2 separate regions of the Homo sapiens genome follow, and region 2 is linked to region 1. The links are chromatin contacts, found by Hi-C or POLR2A ChIA-PET in ENCODE. All regions are on one chromosome and are shown on one strand. The core of a region is the stretch at or near the end of the contact, and the rest is flanking DNA. Distances in the headings are between cores, read along the strand shown.

Evidence for each region. Hi-C counts contacts between places; a loop is a spot of excess contacts on that map. ChIA-PET counts read pairs that join two places held with the same protein, here RNA polymerase II (POLR2A). Pooled maps may share reads with other maps.
Region 2: a map with no recorded cell type shows a loop between it and region 1 (19-fold over the local background). The contact joins the promoter of MAPK9 here to the promoter of HNRNPAB in region 1. A Hi-C loop is called at or near these places in 1 of 168 maps with a recorded cell type or tissue (CD14-positive monocyte), 1 of 37 single-sample maps with no recorded cell type and 7 of 50 pooled maps. POLR2A ChIA-PET finds 5 or more read pairs at or near these places in 1 of 52 experiments (activated CD8-positive, alpha-beta memory T cell).

Annotation. Positions count from the first base shown.
Region 1 is chr5:178,202,288-178,207,267 of GRCh38, reverse strand. It overlaps HNRNPAB (heterogeneous nuclear ribonucleoprotein A/B), which reads right to left and starts at 2,735. Exons shown (of 8, transcript NM_031266.3): 1 at 2,528-2,735; 2 at 2,222-2,453; 3 at 1,258-1,426; 4 at 378-536; 5 at 43-174. The coding sequence starts at 2,430. It also overlaps a transcript of PHYKPL not described here. RefSeq lists silencers at 1,762-2,171, 2,202-2,311, 2,332-2,551, 2,852-2,921.
Region 2 is chr5:180,288,441-180,293,460 of GRCh38, reverse strand. MAPK9 (mitogen-activated protein kinase 9) reads left to right here and starts at 1,378. Exons shown (of 12, transcript NM_002752.5): 1 at 1,378-1,613. LOC124901151 (a long non-coding RNA gene) reads right to left here and starts at 1,229. Exons shown (of 2, transcript XR_007059085.1): 1 at 1,161-1,229. RefSeq lists an enhancer at 258-900 and silencers at 823-1,162, 1,173-1,542, 1,673-1,862.

The sequences.
Region 1 (4,980 bases), core at 1,486-3,985:
TCCAGCAGCACAGGAGGCCAAGCAGAGCTGGGAACACCTTACCTTGCTTCCACTGACAGTATGGAACTTTTTCTCCAGAACCTTCTTCACGGGTTCTTCTTCTTTAAAGGTGATAAACACAAAACCTCGTCTTTTGTTCAACTTTGGATCCATTGGCAATTCAATGGCCTCAATCTGCAAAAAGCATAGGCAAACTCAGGCCCAATACCTCCCTACCCCAGAGCATATAGGGGACTCACAGGAGAAAAGACCCCATTGAAGACAGAGGGTGAAAAATAAGCCCTGCCTGGGAGGGTCTAGCCAGCCAAGGATACCAAGGACCAGAAAGAAGGCAGCCTTAGGGGCAGCTGATGGGCTATTCCCAGAGCCACACTCACCTCCCCAAACTCGCCAAAGTACTCCCTGATCTTTTCCTCAGTGGCTTCAGGATTCAGACCCCCAACGAAGATTTTCTTCACCGGGTCCTTCTTCATAGCCATGGCCTTTTTAGGGTCAATGACACGGCCATCCAGCCTGTGCTCCTTCTGGTCTAGGACCTGTTCCAACAGAAAGGGGTCAGGCTGACTCAGCAGCACGAGCCAGACAAGGCCCTTCTCTCTAAGCCATAAAGACACCAGTACAGATACAAACATGTGTTTCACCCCCTCCAAATTCTACCCCAGCTTAACCTCCCAACCCAATTTTCATCAAACCTCAAGTACAGCTGGTTTACCTCGACACCTAGAAAACAGTCCTCACACTTAAGCCTTTGATCATGCTCTTCCTGCCCAAGCAGTCCCAGCGTGAGGCCCATCTCCAGAAGCGAAGCAGCAGGGACTCGGAGCATAGGCTGAAGATGGGCCACAGGGGAAGGAATCCTCCCTCCACTCCCTACTAGCTGTGACCTCTTCTACTTACATTTCTGAGCCTTAGGGTTTTGGTTTTTGTCCTGTAAAATGGGGCTAAAAGCCTATCATACCAATCATGGACTCTCTTGTAATCCTCCCAGATGTTTAGCGCCGTACCCAGAATAGGCACATAAAAGGTAATGAATGTCAACTGTCATCTTCCCGAACCACTCCAGCACATTCTCTCACTCCCAGCTTAATCTGTATTTTCATCCCCTCAAAAACCGGAACATAACCTCCGGCTTTGGGTTTTGCCCAAAGCACTTAAATCACATGCAGACCACACAAACTAGTCATGCTTTAAGAAAGGTGTCCTCTTAGAATTCAAATCGTTTCCACTGAGACTGCTGAAATCCAGTACCCAGCTTACCTTCTCCACACTGGCTGCATCTTTGAACAGGATAAACCCAAACCCTCTTGACCGTCCAGTGTTGGGATCCATTTTTATTGTACAGTCAACGACCTCTCCAAATTTAGTAAAATAGTCTTTTAAATCTTTTTTGCTAGTATCCCAGCTCAGGCCACCAACGAACATTTTTCTGAAATGGTAGGGTGAGACACACGGCAACAAGTCTTGTAAGCAAGCTGTGATTTTGGAAAGGACTGGCCCTGGCAAAGTTCTCACGAAGTCTACAGCTACCCTTAGAGTCTGCAAGGAGCACCTTAGAAAGATGTTAAATCTCCACTACCCTCCAAATTGAACTCAACCAGGACCCTAACGAGGCTTAACAAGGCTCTGCAGCCCCAGCCTGTGAGAAGCAAAGAAGGGACCACCTCACCAGGGGTATGGGACCTAACCACTCATAACTGGAAATTCATGTGTTCTACAACCATGTAGCAAAGGGCCAGCGTCTCCACCAACTCCTGAGAACTCGTTTCAAGGAACTCGATGTTTCCGGGGACCAAGCCCGCCCAGGGTTCAGACCGTGACTCCGCCCCCGGGAGAGGCGGAGGAGGGAGGTCCGGGCCCCGGCTCGCGCCAACTCCGCCCACGCAGCCGCCGGCGCGGCCCAAGACGCCGCCGGGCCCCGGGTCCGAGCGCTTTCCCTCTTCCGGGCCATCCGCCCGCCCCTGCGCCGGCTCCGGCCCTGGCCCTGGCCCTGGCAGCGCGCGAGCGGCCCCGGGGCGGCGCCAAAGTCGACCCAACAAACTCCCGCAAACTCCAGCGCGAGTGGCAGCGCCAGGCCCGGCCCGCGAACGCAGCGGCGACAGTCCGCGGGCCGCACCAGCCCCGACCCGGGCCAGGCCGCCGCCCCTCCCCCCGCCGCGTGGCGCCAACAAAAGGCGGCCCCGGAACAAAGGCGGCGCCCCCGTCCGCCCGCGGCCGCACCTACCCCGCGTCCTCCTCGTTCTTGCTGGCGTTGATCTGGTCGCCCTCGGCGCCGTTCTGATTCCCGCTCGGGGGCGCCGCGGTCGCGCCTCCAGCCCCCGCCGCGGCGCCCGTGCCAGCCCCGGCCGGCGACTCGCCTTCGGGGACGGCCTCATGTCCGTTCTCGGTGGCGCCCGTCGTCTCCATGGGCTGCTCCTCGCCCGCTTCCGACATGCTAGGCCGAGGCGCGGCGGCTCCTGCAACCAGCGGCGACAGCGCGTCAGGCCGGCGCGGCTCCCGCCAGAGCTCCCGCCCGCCGGCCGCCGCTCACCTCGCCGCCGATGACGCCGCGGGGCCCGCTCGTCCCCACCCGCAGGGGAAGGCGCCGCAGGCTCGGCCGCACTCAAGCTCGCGCTGCTGAGGCCTCGCCCCAGTCAGCCCACGGAGCTGCTCCAACTGTGTCTCCTCCTCCTTGGCCGCCGCCGCACGGGAACCCACCGACCAACAGCCAAGCTCCGTCCCGCGCGGTGCCGCCGCCTGACAATGCCGACTCGTGGCGCCCTTTATAATGCCGGAGCCGGGTGCCACATCGCAACAAACTGCACACTCATTGGCTGCTCAAGTCCGTCACTCAACCTAGCTTCAGCGTCCCATTGGCCGCCACGGCGCGCGCGCTCTAGACCTGGGCGGGCTTTGTCCTCATTTTAGAACGCGCGCGAGTCCGGCCGCTACGGAGGGCTCCCGAAGCCGGGCGGGACGGCGCCGGGTCCAGGGCGGCGGGCAGCTACAGCACATCGGTGGGAGGGCCTAATCGGATTGTAAGCTCGTCGAGGCCGCTGGTCTCTTGCTCTCGAGGACTCCATCCCAGCATTGGCAGCCTCCGCCTCCCCATGTCCCAAAAGAGGAAACTGGGCTGGAGAAAGTTTCGCAGCCCAAGGACGCGTGGCTGGAAGTGGCAGAACCCGGGCTTCCGAGGTTGGGCGAGTGGGGTCCTCCAAGGCCCTCAGCACGGGTCGGAGGGATTGGGACTGAACCCGCCATCCCCCTGGACCTTGGTGCCCTCCAAGCCCCGCGCTCGCGCCCTGTCCGTCGCCTCCCCCAGAGATGCTCTGCAGGGACGATGAGACCTTGGTGTTCCCCGGTTCTCTGTCCCCTGGCACCACCTGAACGATTGACATCGCATTTGTACTTTTGTTTACTTAAATTTTTTCCTGTAAATCATTTGTCTTTCTTTTTCTTCCTTTTTATTATTTTTTTTTTTTTGATGGAGTCTTGCTCTTGTCGCCCAGACTGGAGTGCAATGGCGCGATCTCGGCTCACCGCAACCTCCGCCTCCCGGGTTCAAGCGATTCTCCTGTCTCAGCCTCCCGAGTAGCTGGGATTACAGGCATGCGCCACCACGCCCGGCTAATTTTTTTGTTTTTTTAGTAGAGACGGGGTTTCACCATGTTGGCCAGGATGGTCTCGATCTCCTGACCTCGTGATCCGCCCGCCTGGGCCTCCCAAAGTACTGGGATTACAGGCGTGAGCCACCGCGCCCGGCCTTTTTTTTTTTTTTTTTTTTTTTAAACAAATACGGAGGCCGGGCGCGGTGGCTCCCGCCTGTACTCCCAGCACTTTGGGAGGTCCAGGCGGGCGGATCACGAGGTCAGGAGATCGAGACCATCCTGGCGAACATGGTGAAACCCCGTCTCTACTAAAAATACAAAAAAATTAGCCGGGCGTGGTGGTGGGCGCCTGTAGTCCCAGTTACCGGGAGGCTGAGGCAGGAGAATGGCGTGAACCCGGGAGGCGGAGCTTGCAGTGAGCCGAGATCTCGCCACTGCACTCCAGCCTGGGCGACAGAGCGAGACATCGTCTCAAAAACAAAACAAAACAAATACACCACTCGTGAACTCACGAGGTAAAGGACAGGGTGGGGGCGTTGTTCTCTTCCTAATACACAAAACTCCTTTATATTATCTCCTTGACCACAAAATTTTAAAGGCCTCGGTAATCCCGTTATTCCTTTTAATCATATGGGTGGTGGGCCCCAAGGCAAGCAGGATTACAACCTCTGGAGCCTGCAGGTTACCAAATAGCAACCCAGAACACAAGGAACTAGCGTTTCCAGTGGATTCCTGCAGCCAGGACCAGTGTGGTGGGCTGGGCATTCCATTTTCTCTTCTGTATCTTAACAACCAAAGTAAGGTGGTATGGTCACCAATTTTATTTATTTTATTTTTTGACACAAGGTTTTGTTCTGTAACCCAGGCTGGAGTCCAGTGGCACGATCACGGCTTACTGCAGCTTCAACCTCCCGGGCTCAAATGAGCCTCCTGCCTCAGCCTCCCAAGTAGCTGGAACCAGAAACGTGGCCACCACGCCAAGCGAATTTTTTGTAAACACAGGGTCTCCCTATGTTGCCCAGCTAGATCACCAGGTTTTTTTTTTCTTTGAGACGGGGGTCTCGCTCTGTCGCCCAGGCTGGAGTACAGTGGAGCCATCTCAGCTCACAGCAACCTCCACCTCCCAGGTTCTAGCGATTCTCCTGCCTCAGCCTCCTGAGTAGCTGGGATTGCAGGTGTGTTCCACCATGCCGGGCTAATTTTTGTATTTTTAGTAGAGATGGGGTTTTACCATGTTGACCAGGCTGGTCTTGAACTCCTGATCTCAGGTGGATCACCAATTTTAAATGAGAAAACTGAAGTCAAGAGCAGCGGCCCAAAGCTACACAACCAACTCAGGCACTAACTCCACCCAGGCACTGGAGTTGCCCTGAGAATGAAAAATGAAGATACGTGG
Region 2 (5,020 bases), core at 129-2,628, 2.1 Mb before region 1:
GGATCCTGGTATTGTGTTACTGCTGTTCTACACCACACTCACCATTTGTCAACCATTGTTCCCACTCTTCTAGTCCCCAAAGGCCGGCTCTCCACGGTTTTCCCCATGTGCCCAGCCTCAGTGCCTCTCTTCCTGCTTCACTTTTCAACGTAGATCTGGCAACATCCCAAGCCCCGGCCTCTCCCATCCTGTACGACCCCCAGGCCGCTGGTACCTGATCCAGCCTCAAAAGCAGCTCAGAGTCAACGGGTCCCAGTCCCTAGGGGGCTCTGAGCAAGAGACTCCTCGCCCCGCCCCCCACTCCTCTCAGAGGCTTGACTGAGCACCTCCCTTTTTTTTTTTTTTTTTTTTTTTTTTTTTTTTTTTTTTTTTGAGAGAGTCTCACTCTGTCACCCAGGCTGGAGTGCAATGGCGCAATCCCGGCTCACTGCAACCTCCGCCTCCCAGGTTTAAGTGATTCTCCTGCCTCAGCCTCCCGAGTAGCTGGGATTACAGGCGCCCGCCACCACGCCCAGCTCATTGCTTCGTATTTTTAATAGAGACGGGGTTTCACCAGGTTAGCCAGGCTGGTCTCGAACTCCTCACCTCAGGTAGTCCACCCGCCACGACCTCCCAAAGTTCTAGGATTACAGGCGTGAGCCACCGCGCCCTGCCGCACCTCCTAATTTTTAGATGTTGTCAACTAAGTGATCCCGCCACCAAGCGCAGTCTCCTCCTGCGTCACCGACCCACCGGGTCACCTGTCTACACACCGCCATCTCTTCGCACCCCCTCCCCCTCTTCGACCCGGCTTCTGGCCTCACCCACACCCCCATAGACCCGTTCCTCCGGCGCCGCAGCGAGCAACCGAGTGCGAGGCCCGCCCCGCCTACCGGGCCCTAGCACGCCGGGCTCCCGGACGCCAGGCCGGCCTCCCCCCGCGATCGCCCCGGGCTCTCCCCGAAACGGGCGGGCTCCCGTGCCGCTCCAGTCGCCTCACCGCCACAAGCCTGCACCTGCAGCCCGAGGCCCGGCTCCCCGCGGACCCCGCGGTGTGAGCCCCGCGCGCCTCCAGCCCGGTTCCCGGTCCTCCGGGCCACCCTCTCCACCGAGCTGCGCCCCCCTCGCAGGGAGAGCGGGCTCAGCCGGTGGGCCGCGCAATGCCTGCGTCTCCAGCTCACCGCGTGCACTGCGCGCACCCGAGCGCCATGGCCACTCGGCCCGCGCCACTGAAAGGCCCGGGGGCGAAGAACCCGCGGAACCCCGGCCCAGGACCTCGGGCGCCCGACCCGGCCCCCGACCCCGCCCGCGCCACCCTCCATCGGCCCGCCCCCCAGGCGCCATTGGCCGCGCCTGCTCCGCTCTCCGCGCGCTGATTGGTCGGCGCGAGGGTCTGTCAGACCGGGCGCCGCGGCGGCGGCAGCGGCGGAGAAGGGAGCGGGACCGGAAGGGTCGCAGCGCCCCGGCGCCCCTCACACCCACTGCGGCGGCGGCGGCGGCGGCGGCGGCGGGGCGGAGCGGAGCGGGGCGGGCCGGCGGCGGAGCCGGGGCCGCGGAGCCAGGAGTGACTAGCACGCAGCGCCGCCAGTCCGCCCGCCCGCCCTCTCCCCGTGGCGCGGCGGCGGGGAGGCGAGGTGAGCCCGGCGGGCGGGCTAGGCCTGGCGGCGGCTGCTCGGGCCGGGCCCGCGGGGAGGGGCGGTGAGGGAACCGCGCGGCCGGGGGCTTCGGGGCGGGCCGGGGGCTGCGGGGCCCTGGCAGCCGCAGCCGTCGCCCCTGTGCTGGGGGATGCCGCAGGCGCCCCCTTCCGCCCGGCTGTCAGCAGCCCCGGGCTGCGGGCCTGCTCACCGGCCTGGCCCGGCCGACCTGCCCGTGGGGTCTGCGGGCGCCATCCCTCCCGGAGGTGGGGCAGACAGCTGCACTCCTGCGCCGGGTGCCCAGGGGCCCGGGGTCGCGTCCCCGCGACCTTGGCCAAGGCACTGACCCTCGCTCTGCCGCGGTTTTGCCTTCGGGAAGGTGGGGAAATGTCTCTTCTGGACAGGGTTGTTGTCAGGCTGTGTGAATGTATGCAGACGCCTGGGCAGGACCCCGGTGTGCATCTGTGGAAGACTGGGCAGGGTGCTGGCCCGTGCTGGTGTGAGTGGTGTAGGAACCCCCTCCCCACCCGCCCAGCCTCCCGCCTCCCCGCGCACTCCTCTCTTGCCTTGTCATTGCACACTCGGTGTCCAGCAGTGCCAGAGGGGACCCAGCCCGAATCCCTTACCACCGCGCCCCTCCCCCAGAAGACTGCTGCCCCGTCCCACTCATCTCGCCCGCCTTGAACATGCCAGCCCGCATTTGCCCCAGGACCTTTGCATTTGCTGTTTCCCCGTCTTTGGAGTTGTCTCCGTGATCTTGGCACAAGTAGCTCTTTCTGCTCCTTCCTCTGGTCAGATGTCTCGTTTTGGGTGAGGCCCTCCTCGACCACCCTCTTTCTTCCCTTAGTCATGCTATTTCATTATTTAAAAAATTTCCTTCCTAGCTCTCATCTGGTTTGAAACTATTCTATTTATTTGCCTGCTTATTTTCTGTCTCCCCGACTAGGATGTAACTTTGTGAAAACAGGTAGCTGTCTGATTTGTCCACTGCTTTATCCCCAGTGCTTAGAAAGCACACAGGAAGTATTCAGTAGTATCAGCTCAATGAATGAATGAATGATCAAAGAAATGGCCCAGCCTGCCTGTTGTCTCTGCTTTATCTGTTCATTTAGTGACTTCTGATTAGCGTGTGAAACTTGTAAGCAGATGGAAGCTTGTTCTATTTTGTGAAACATTTTGGTGTCCTTGACCCCTTTAATTGCTAACTGTTGGAACAAGCTGTGATATAAAATCTCACATTTTTATAATAGTTTAGCTGTAGCTTTCTTCCACACATACAAGAGACATTTACTGAATTCTGCATTATCTAGGTCATGCTTTCTGCTAGACCCTACGGACACAAGGCAGATAGCAACGGGGTCCCTTTCCCGAGAGAGCCCAGGAGCCCAGTAGAGAAGGCAGGCATGCAGACACTTAGTTCCAGGACTGTACAACCCTTGCTATAGGGGAGGGGCTATGCCATGGAAATGTGGAGGAGGTGACAGGTGGTGCTGGGGGGCCTTGAGGGTGATAAGAAATTTGCTAGGCAGGGAGAGGCACAGAGGTGTGAAGGAGCAGGGCCAAGGAAGGACCGTAGGCCACTGTGGAGTTGAGAATCAGTCTGGAGGGCCAGGTGTAAGGACACAGAGTCGTGGGGACCCTAAAGAACAGGAACCTTACCCAGCAGTTTTCTAGAAGAAGGTGGAATTTGGCTGGGTGCCATGGCTCACGCCAGTAATTTCAAGACACTTTGGGAGGCTGATGTGGGAGGATCACTTCAGGCCAGGAGTTCAAGACCAGCCTGGGCAACGTAGCGAGATCTGTCTCTACAAAAAATTTTAAGAAATTAGCTAGGTGTGGTGGCATCCACCTGTAGTCCTAGCTGCTTGGGAGGCTGAGGTGGAAGGATCCCATGAGCCCAGGATTTGGAGCCTGCAGTGAGCTATGATCACACCACTGTGCTCCAGCCTGGGTGACAGAGCAAGACCCTGTCTCTAAAAAGGAAGGCAGCACTCCACATTTGTTCTGATTTTTAAATGTTGGCAATAGCTAATTAAATTTTTTTTTAATGCTGTGAGCCAAGCCAAATACAGATTCATTCAGCTTGGTTGCAGGATCGTCATCCTCCAGGACTGGCTGTGTGGGAGGGAGGAGCTGTGAGGAGAGCAGGAAAGGTAGCCTAAGGCCAGGGGAGCCAGGCCCTGTTTGCCCAGGTGCCAGCCCAGATACTCATTTGATTGTAACTGGAGCCCTGTGGAAACGGAAGCTCAGGAGTCTAAGTAGTCTGTTTCTTAGCAAGCAGCTGGTGAGTGGAGTTCGAACCCAGATCACTTCCCAGATAAGGATTCTTTCCTGGGTCCCTCAGCTCTGAGTATTCTCTTTTGGCTTTTAACTTGTTCTGGAAGAATGACCACCAATCTATTTAATGTTTTCCTCCATTTAACTTTTTTTTTTCTTCAAAAGGATCCTGCAGAGTTAAAAACAATACTATTTTTGCATAGACTTCTCTTTTGACAGCTTTGATTTTCCTGGCAATTTAATTTTCAGGGTGCCAGGACTTTAATTTGTTCACAGATTAAAATCTGTTTATTTGGTCCCGTAAATAAACAACAGAGGGGATACTTGAATGTGTCTAAGATAAAATATTCTTAATTTTCTGGATAAAGAAAAGGACCAGACAAACCAGTTAATAGCGAGTAAACCAGTTGTTTTCATGAGGCATAAGATAAAACAGAGACCAGATTTTTTTTCTTCTTGAGACTATTGATTTGCCAATAGGGCAACTATTTTTGGTCTACATACATACAGTAGTTACACCTCACACTTGGTTAGGAAGGTGCCATTTTTACATAATTTTCCTTCAGAATAATTAATTCCTGATACTTTGTACTTGATTGTATGAACCAGTTTCAACATCATTCTTTTTATTTTAACTTTTATTATGGGAACTTTCAAACATATACAAAATAAACAGAATAGTGTCCTGCTTTAACAGTTATTAACTCCTGACCAATCTTGTTTCATCTCTAATGGTATCCACTTGCACCCTTACCACCCATAATTATTTTCAAGCAAATCCTAAATATCATGTCATTTCATTCATTATTTTTTGGGATACTAATTACACAGTGGGTGCCCAGTAAATGTTTGGTAAAGACAAAGCTAAATGGGAGAATAAATGTGGTAGGGTAGCTCGGAGCAGTGGGTAAGATCAGGACTTTGAGTCAGACTCCCAGTGGGTCTGCTGCTTATCTGGGTGATGTGCAGAAGCGATTGCACTCATCTGTAAAACATACGGGCACAACCTCAGGGTGCTCAGGAGGTGTACAGTAGTTATACTTCACACTTCGGTAGGTCTCTAAAGGTACTGACTCTTTTAAAGTTGAAAAAGTAATAATTGCTTAATATCATCAAATAACTAGTCAATA